Linked DNA regions of Homo sapiens: region 2 is linked to region 1. Evidence: chromatin loops called from intact Hi-C (ENCODE). Cell type or tissue: adrenal gland. All regions are shown on one strand. Region 1 overlaps AKR7A2 (aldo-keto reductase family 7 member A2). Region 2 overlaps MRTO4 (MRT4 homolog, ribosome maturation factor).

Evidence for each region. Peaks named below come from ENCODE experiments on the same cell type or tissue, not always from the same donor. Only the 100,000 strongest peaks of a DNase experiment are listed, where the experiment ranks them.
Region 2: a loop joins it to region 1, with 2.4 times the contacts of the local background. A loop is called at or near these places in 32 of 110 quality-filtered maps.

Annotation. Positions count from the first base shown.
Region 1 is chr1:19,305,610-19,309,609 of GRCh38, reverse strand. AKR7A2 (aldo-keto reductase family 7 member A2) reads left to right here. Exons shown (of 7, transcript NM_003689.4): 2 at 968-1,155; 3 at 1,348-1,452; 4 at 2,200-2,296; 5 at 2,509-2,608; 6 at 3,463-3,592. Among named protein-coding and RNA genes, the nearest start is that of AKR7A2, 4.5 kb to the left of the region's middle. In adrenal gland, no CTCF peak of the experiment used is centred here; no DNase peak of the experiment used is centred here.
Region 2 is chr1:19,255,266-19,259,265 of GRCh38, reverse strand. MRTO4 (MRT4 homolog, ribosome maturation factor) reads right to left here. Exons shown (of 8, transcript NM_016183.4): 3 at 3,215-3,318; 4 at 2,121-2,202; 5 at 1,745-1,812; 6 at 1,282-1,433; 7 at 713-789; 8 at 1-585. The coding sequence ends at 436. Among named protein-coding and RNA genes, the nearest start is that of MRTO4, 5.5 kb to the right of the region's middle. In adrenal gland, no CTCF peak of the experiment used is centred here; no DNase peak of the experiment used is centred here; H3K27ac peaks cover 1,298 bases.

The DNA of each region.
Region 1 (4,000 bases):
AAAGAATAGTGCAGAATTAACTCATTTCCAAGCTGCTCGGATGCAGAACACTGTTGTCATAGCGATGTGTCCCTACAGTGTTTGGATATATGCTCATGCTTCTGTGAGTCAGGAAGGGGAGGGGAGAATTATAATTACATTCTGCTCAGTTTGCCTTCTAAGCTCTCAAGTTGATCTCTACCACTGGGCCACATTTATGTGGCTGCTTCGCTTTCCTAAACTCTTCCAGGCCTGCCCCCTTGACTTCTTTCTCTATACTGCAGCCAAGTGTGAACACAGGTGACCGGTTCACACCCTGACAAAATCTGGAATGATCAAGTTCAGATTCAGTGGGATGGTATTTAAGAACTTTTGGGATGAGGTCTGTCCCTGTCTCTTGTCCTACGTCCCACTGCTCCTTGCTCTAGAATTTATGCTCTTATAACTTAGACTTGAAGGTTTGGAGCCTCACATAGTGTTTTTTTGCCTCTTTGACTTTGCATGGGTTCCCATGCTCTGGAGTGTACTTCCTGCTCTTCCTTGTTGGCTGGGACTCTGGGAGTGATCCCCTAGAGAAAGCCTTCCCTGGAGTCTCCAAGTTGGCTTCATGCATCTCATCTGGGCTCCTTGGCATCGTGTGCCTTTCCCTCCTGTGCTTACCATATTGTACCATCATCCTCTAGGGCTCCAGGAGGGCAGAGATCCATTGTGTTCAGTTCATCTCTGCATACTCAGTCTCTAGTGCAAGGCCTGGCACAGCCAGCAGGTTGGTGACTAATGATAGTTATTCTAATAGGTGAACATTGAGAACTCACATATATGACATTATTTAATCCCCAGGACCTCCCAATGAGGACAGTTTGATTATTATCACCCCATTTTACAGATCATACAATTGAGGCCAAGAGAATATTAGTAATTTAGCCAGGGTTACATGGTTAGCAAATGGCTCTAATAGGTCACTTAACCATTCCATTCTCTCTCCAAGTGAAAATTGCCACCAAGGCCAACCCTTGGGATGGAAAATCACTAAAGCCTGACAGTGTCCGGTCCCAGCTGGAGACGTCATTGAAGAGGCTGCAGTGTCCCCAAGTGGACCTCTTCTACCTACACGCACCTGACCACGGCACCCCGGTGGAAGAGACGCTGCATGCCTGCCAGCGGCTGCACCAGGAGGTGAGGGGGCCCTCCGAGCTCCAAAGGTGGGCTCCTGCTCCTTTCTTTATCCTGATCCTACTCATGAGAGCAGAGGCACCAGGGCAGTCCCAGGGTGGGGCAGGGAATAGCCCCATTCCCTGGGGCCCCACCCTGGCCTCCCCTTCCTGGTCTGGGCTACACTGCGTTCTGACTGGAGCCTCACCCATGCAGGGCAAGTTCGTGGAGCTTGGCCTCTCCAACTATGCTAGCTGGGAAGTGGCCGAGATCTGTACCCTCTGCAAGAGCAATGGCTGGATCCTGCCCACTGTGTACCAGGTGAGGGCCGGGGCTGCAGAGGCCAAGGTCTCCAGGACTCCTGCTAATCCTGGGCTCTCTTTGCCCCCCTGACTGCCCCCTGTGCCGTCTGCATAGCAGCCACTCCCCTGCTGAAAGCCTGCAGATGGCTCCCATGTACCCTCAGGATGCCATTCAAGCTCCTCAGCCTGGCCACTGGGCATCTGCTTCCTTCCTGCCTATCTGTGCACCTTGGACCCTTCCTTCCCCACCTCCTTTCATACTTCAGCCTGGAACACATTTCCCCTGCCCTCCTCCCTGGGAGAAGCACTCAGGCCTTACATAGAGGTCTCCTCCTCTGGAAGCCTTTCTAGACAGCCCCATAGGAGTCTCCAGTCTCCAAATCTCATCTTCATACATTCAGCGAGTACTTTCCAGCTCCTTGTTTGATTGTAGAACCTAACTTTATTGTAATTAACTGCCTTCCTTGTCTATTTTTTTAAACTTGAGTAAACATCTCCTGGAAGCAGGGATTTTGTGATACCTACTTGTGGTTGTAACCAGTGTCCAGCATGGAGTTCATACAGCAGATATTTGTGGAAAGATACCATTCCACTTCAATTTTCTGTCCTTGGGCCCAACACCTTCCCTCCATCCCCTACTAACAGTAGTGATGTTAGAATATTGCTGAAGTCCTGGGCCGGTGTTGCTTTAGAGGTTTGAAAGTGGAAGGCAACAGTTCCTTCTCTTGACATGTCCACCCTGTCCCCGGGGTCCCTCTCCCTGCAGGGCATGTACAACGCCACCACCCGGCAGGTGGAAACGGAGCTCTTCCCCTGCCTCAGGCACTTTGGACTGAGGTTCTATGCCTACAACCCTCTGGCTGGTACGTGGAGCATTCCTGACCCTGTCTCAGCCTATTCCTGACCCACAGATGCCCAGCCCAGAATTTATGAAGCAGGGAGGGTTTGACAAGAGGCTGGGCTGTGTTCTTCAGCCCCTCCTGGGTCCCTGCCCCTCCCCTAGACCAGAGCCCTGAGGGATGTGGCAGCTTCTGGGGCACTCTGGGGCCAGGGGCTGATTGCTGCCTTCCCGCAGGGGGCCTGCTGACTGGCAAGTACAAGTATGAGGACAAGGACGGGAAACAGCCTGTGGGCCGCTTCTTTGGGAATAGCTGGGCTGAGACCTACAGGAATCGGTGAGCCGGGGGTGGGCTTGGTGAGGATGGCTGGGGTGGGGTCAAATCTATGTGGAATGAAGTCCTGGGCTGTTCCTGAGGTAAGACCTTCCTTTGCTGTTTGCATCTCCTCCCCTGCATTGCTTCAGGAATTCCCAAGCCCTCTGTGGGTTTTCTTGTTGTCTTGAGACCTCTGGGGGGGAAATGAGGATCCCTGGATGTTGGGGTCTTGAAGTCATAGCTCGTTCCTGAGCAATCACCTGCTGGGAAGCAAAAAGCGAGCCCAGGATGGGCCAGGCATGGTGGCTCACACCTGTAATCCCAGCACTTTGGGACACCGAAGTGGGAGGGTTACTTGAGCTCATGAGTTCAAGACCAGCCTGGGCAACATGGTCTCTACAAAAAAAAAATGCAAAAAAGTGGTCAGGTGTGGTGGTGCACACCTGTCTGTAGCCCAGCTACTTGGAAGGCTGAGGCAGGAGGATTACTTGAGTCTAAGAGGTTGAGGCTGCAGTGAGCCATAATGATGCCACTGCACTCCAGTGTAGGCAACAGAGTAAGACCATGTATCAAAAAGCAAAAAGAGAGCCCAGGAGGGAATCCTGCCCCATCTGAGCAGCCTTCGTGTCCCTAGGGAAGTCCCTAGGCTACTGAGTCCTCAGGAGTAAAGATCCATTGAGGTCTCTGCTGAGGGGCCCAGCATCCTGGGTGGTTCTGATGCCCAGCAAAGTGGGAGACCTATGACTAGAGAGGACACCCGCCCCTCAGGGCTGCAGGGTGTGGGGTGGGGCAGTGGTCCTGGATGGCTATTTGGTTGCGGCTCCCAGTGTGACCCCCATGGTACTGACCCCTGTGCTAACATCCCCTCTGCACAGCTTCTGGAAGGAGCACCACTTCGAGGCCATTGCGTTGGTGGAGAAGGCCCTGCAGGCCGCATATGGCGCCAGCGCCCCCAGTGTGACCTCGGCTGCCCTCCGGTGGATGTACCACCACTCACAGCTGCAGGTAACCAGCGACCCTGGGTGCTCAGCTTCTTCCCTTCCAGGGGGACCAGCGTCACCTTTAGGTGAAGCCCAAAGCATTTGATTTCTGAATTCCTCTGAAATTTTTCTTTCTTCCAATTCTCATAAGCACTCTTCCCACTGGTCTTTGATGGTATCTGAGTGGAGGCTTTGTAGTGAGGGATTTTCATTACAGGGATTTTCTTATTCCTTAGGCTTTCTGAAGTATGATTATCCCAGTGTTATTGATGAGGAAACCGAGGTTCACCCAGCTATTAAAGTGGCAGACATTTTAACACAGGTTTAACTAAGACCCACCCATCTCACCCTTTTGGTTTCTCTCTCTTGATGCCTCATGTCTTCCTGGTTAAAACTTATTTCCTGATCAGTGGCAGTGACCCACACCTGTAAT
Region 2 (4,000 bases), 50 kb after region 1:
TGGGACAGAGTTTTACTCTGTTGCCCAGGCTGGAGAGCAGTGGTCCAATCTCAACTCACGGCAACCTCCACCTCCCGGGTTCAAGTGATTCTCCTGCCTCAGCCTCCTGAGTAGCTGGGACTACAGGCACATGCCACTATGCCCAACTAGTTTTTTTTTCTATTTTTAGTAGAGACGGGGTTTCACCGTGTTAGCCAGGATGGTCTTAATCTCCCGACCTTATGATCTGCCCACCTCGGCTTCCCAAAGTGCTGGGATTCCAGGCGTGAGCCACCGCGCCCGGCCCACAGTTTTATTCTTTACAGGAGGTCAGTGCCCATCATGTTCCCTGTCTACAGACAAATAAAAAGCTGCTCTCTCCAGAGGGGCGGCAGCAGTCCTGATGGTCCAGTGAGACCCAGAAGCTTCCAGGAGACCTTCAGTCCCGAGTCCCTTTCAGTCATCATCTTCTGAGTCTGACTCTTCTGTGGACTCAGATGCGCTCTCTGGCAAGTCGTCTCCCATCTGCTGGAACCTTCCCGACTGTGAATCCCACATGTATTTGATGGTCACCTTGAATTCAGCCATCTCATACCCAAAAAGCTTCTGCAAGAGACAAAGGGAACAAAGAATCAGGAGGAATGAAGGTATTCAAAGTGCAGGGGGGCATTTTCAGCAGGCAGAGGAAAGCCAGCAACCCCGCCCGCAACAGCCCGCAAGGCGCCAGACTCACCAGGACGCGAGCCTGCTCTGGGGTCAGCACATCGCCCTCCTTGCACACCTCGTAGTCAGACAGCAGAGTCACCACACCTGCAGAAGAGGGTGGCTCTCAGTTACCTCTGGCCCAGAGGCCTGCAGAGCCCTCTCTGCCCTGGTCATGTTGGGAGGAATCCAGTCAGCCACCTGCCCTCCCCACGGCTCCAACACACACTGGGCAGTGGCTGTCTCCCTGAGGTCCCTTTGATTTGCCGCAGCCTCGACCTCCTGGGCTCTAGTGATCCTCTTGCCTCAGCCTCCCATGTAGCTAGGACCACAGGCACACACCACCATGGCTGTCTAATTTTTTGACTTTTTTTTTTTTTAAACAAGCGCAAGGCCCCTGATGGGCCTCAAGGGCTGCATTTTGGCTGTAAGTTACTGTCTGCTTTCACCCCCACTGTGAGGCATGCACTCTTAGCCCCATTTTCTCATGAGAAAATGGAAGCTTGTAGAAATAACTTGCTCAGCTAGAAAGGGATGAGCTTGCAGGCCCGTGCTCTTGGACTCTAGGCTGTGACCTTTTGGCTCCAGGGCTGCCCATACCTCTCTTGAGGGCGGTGGGCAGGCCCAGCTGCCTGAGCTGTGGCTCCATGGAGTGGGGGAACTGCTCCAGGGGCCCTGGATCCAGGCTCACAGTGAAAGCTGCTTTGTTACCAGCTCGGGCGTAGTCCATTTCTGTGTATTTCGTGAACCACCTAAGGGAAAAGAGAAGTGGTAGGAGGAGATGCTCCTGGCCACGCCACCAGCCCATGAGTCAGGCTCCCCCAAGTGTCCCGTGGCCCTGGGCCTTCCCCCATCACAGACCTTGGCTGCTGGCCAGCAGCCAGCCCAGAGCACCATGCTGGAGAGGACAGAGAGGGCTGTGGTCCCAGGCCACTAGCTCAGTGACAGGCTTCCAGGAGCAGTTCCAACTTGATGCCACATATGGAACGAAGTTCCTGCATCATTCCCTCCCTGAAATCCCCTCTCACCCGCCTCTTTCCCTCCGTTCCTCAGCAGTACTTACTCATTCACCTCCTCCTTTGTGCGGTTGGTGAACAGGAGACCCACCTCACCCCTCAACCTTTTGCTGACCTACAAATCAGGAGTGAGGACAGCTTGGTCACATTAGAGCAGTGGTTCTCTACTAGGCACGTTTTTGCTCACCGGGTACATTTGGCAACATTTAAAGACGTTTTTGGTTGTCATAGCAGGAAGGAGTGGGAGGCAGGAAGCTGCTATTCCTTGGGTCCGGAGGTGAAGGGAGAACCCAGAGCTTTAAGCCAGGCCCTGCTCTCCCTGAGCCTCCGGCCTGCCAATGGCTGGGGGAGGCTGTCACATGGGAGTAGTGGGAGAGAGGGCGGCTTTGCCTTAGCTCCACCCCGTGAGGGCCAGAGACTTACCTGGTGCAGGTTGTCTTTGTATTCATCAGATGGGCTCCGACCCAAGGCCACCATCATCACCTTGTTTTTGCCAAAGAACATCCTACCAAGCAAGAGAAAGAGCATTCTGTGAAGGAAGAGCCCTGCCCTCCCCATCCCTCAGCAACATGCAAAGTAGCTCCGGTCCCCAGTGAGCTCAGGCCCAGGCTGAGCCAGTGGCACCCACTTCTCCATGCTGCCTGGCCACACTGTCCCCACGTTGGGGTCCCTTTCATTATGTTCCCACCCACAGACTCCTGACATGGCAACATTTTGTCTCCCAGCCCATCACGAGCATCATGTACCAGTTCTCTATCTGGATGTATGCGGGAGGCATGTTAACAGCCTGAACCAGAGCTGGTGCGGCAAGAGACCACCACCAGAGCCACCTGCCCCAGGACAGAAACTTGCCATGTGGCTCCTGCATCCTGCTCCCAGGTCACTGTCTGTGTCGCAGTGTCCCTACTGACATTCTAAAACTGGTGTGATGCTCCTAAATGGCCCACAGTCCAGGGTTAAAGGGCCACTTCTCCGGAAAGGCCCACCTCTCAAACATCTCCTGAGCAACTGCCAAGTCCTGCCCCTAGGAGCTCAGTGCAAAATCTGCTTTTTGAGGTGGAGTTTCACTCTGTCACCCAGGCTGGAGTGCGATGGTGCAATCTCAGCTCATTGCAGCCTCTGCCTCATGGGTTCAAGTGATTCTTCTGCTTCAGCCTCCTGAGTAGCTGGGATTATAGGTGCCTGCCACCATGCCCGGCTAATTTTTGTATTTTCAGTAGAGAAGGGGTTTCGCCATGTTGGCCAGGCTGGTCTCAAACTCCTGACTTCAGGTGATCCCCCTGCCTCAGCCTCCCAAAGTGCCAGGATTACAGGCGTGAACCACCGCACCCTGCCCAAGACCAGCTTTAACAGTGAAAAGGAAGTGCTCTTCAGTGGCAGGTAGCACTTTGTCCTTATTAAGGTGTCAGCGGCATGACCCAGGCACCTAAAGGGTCAGAAATTGCTCCTGTGCTTTGACTGAGAGCAGCCTGGCCGGGTCCCCACTCAGAAGGGCCTTCCTCCCCCTGCCCGCTCACCGGCTGTGCTTCCAGGCGTTCCGGATGTCCTTCAGCTTGCTGTTCCTCATGTTGGCCACAGAGAAGATGAAAAGGTACTTGTAGGTGTCCACACATTTCCGAAGCTGTGGGACAATTCACGAGGCTCTGAGTTCAAGCAGCAGCATACAACGGGCACTACTCTGGCCTCAGATGAGAATGAATCTGCTCTGGGCCCCTGACAACTATGGAAACTGGAAGAACTGGAGGCCTCTAATTTGGTTGTCTCCTACCTCCATTACTGAAATTAGGATCCCTAACCACAGGGGAGGCTGAGCCATGGATCTACACCCCACGGCCTTTTCCAGGTCTCTCACTTATTTATGACCAACAGTGGAACTGATCATCAGCTGTTAACCTAGAAACATTCACCCACATTAGGAAGGGTCCTGCTACATGGAAACACATGGAGCCTCTCTGTTATAAGGGGAGGCAGCTGATCGGTACTGCTCTGCACGTGGTGCTGGCCAAAGCCACCATGAGGCAGCCTCTAGGAGTGGAGTCATTGTGCAGGAGGAGACTGTTTCACCCAGCCTGCAGCCCAGGTTGGCAGGTCAGAAGCTGTACAGACAGTGGGTTGGTGCAGTCACCTACACCTGGTAAATCTCCCAGCTCTTTTTTTTTTTTTTTAAAGACAGGGTCTCACTCTGTTGCCCAGGCTGCGTACCACCACGTCCAGCTAGTTTTTTTTTCTTTTCTTTTTGTAGAGATGAGGTTTTGTCATGTTGCCCAGGCTGCTCTTGAGCTCCCAGACTCAAGCTGTCTGAC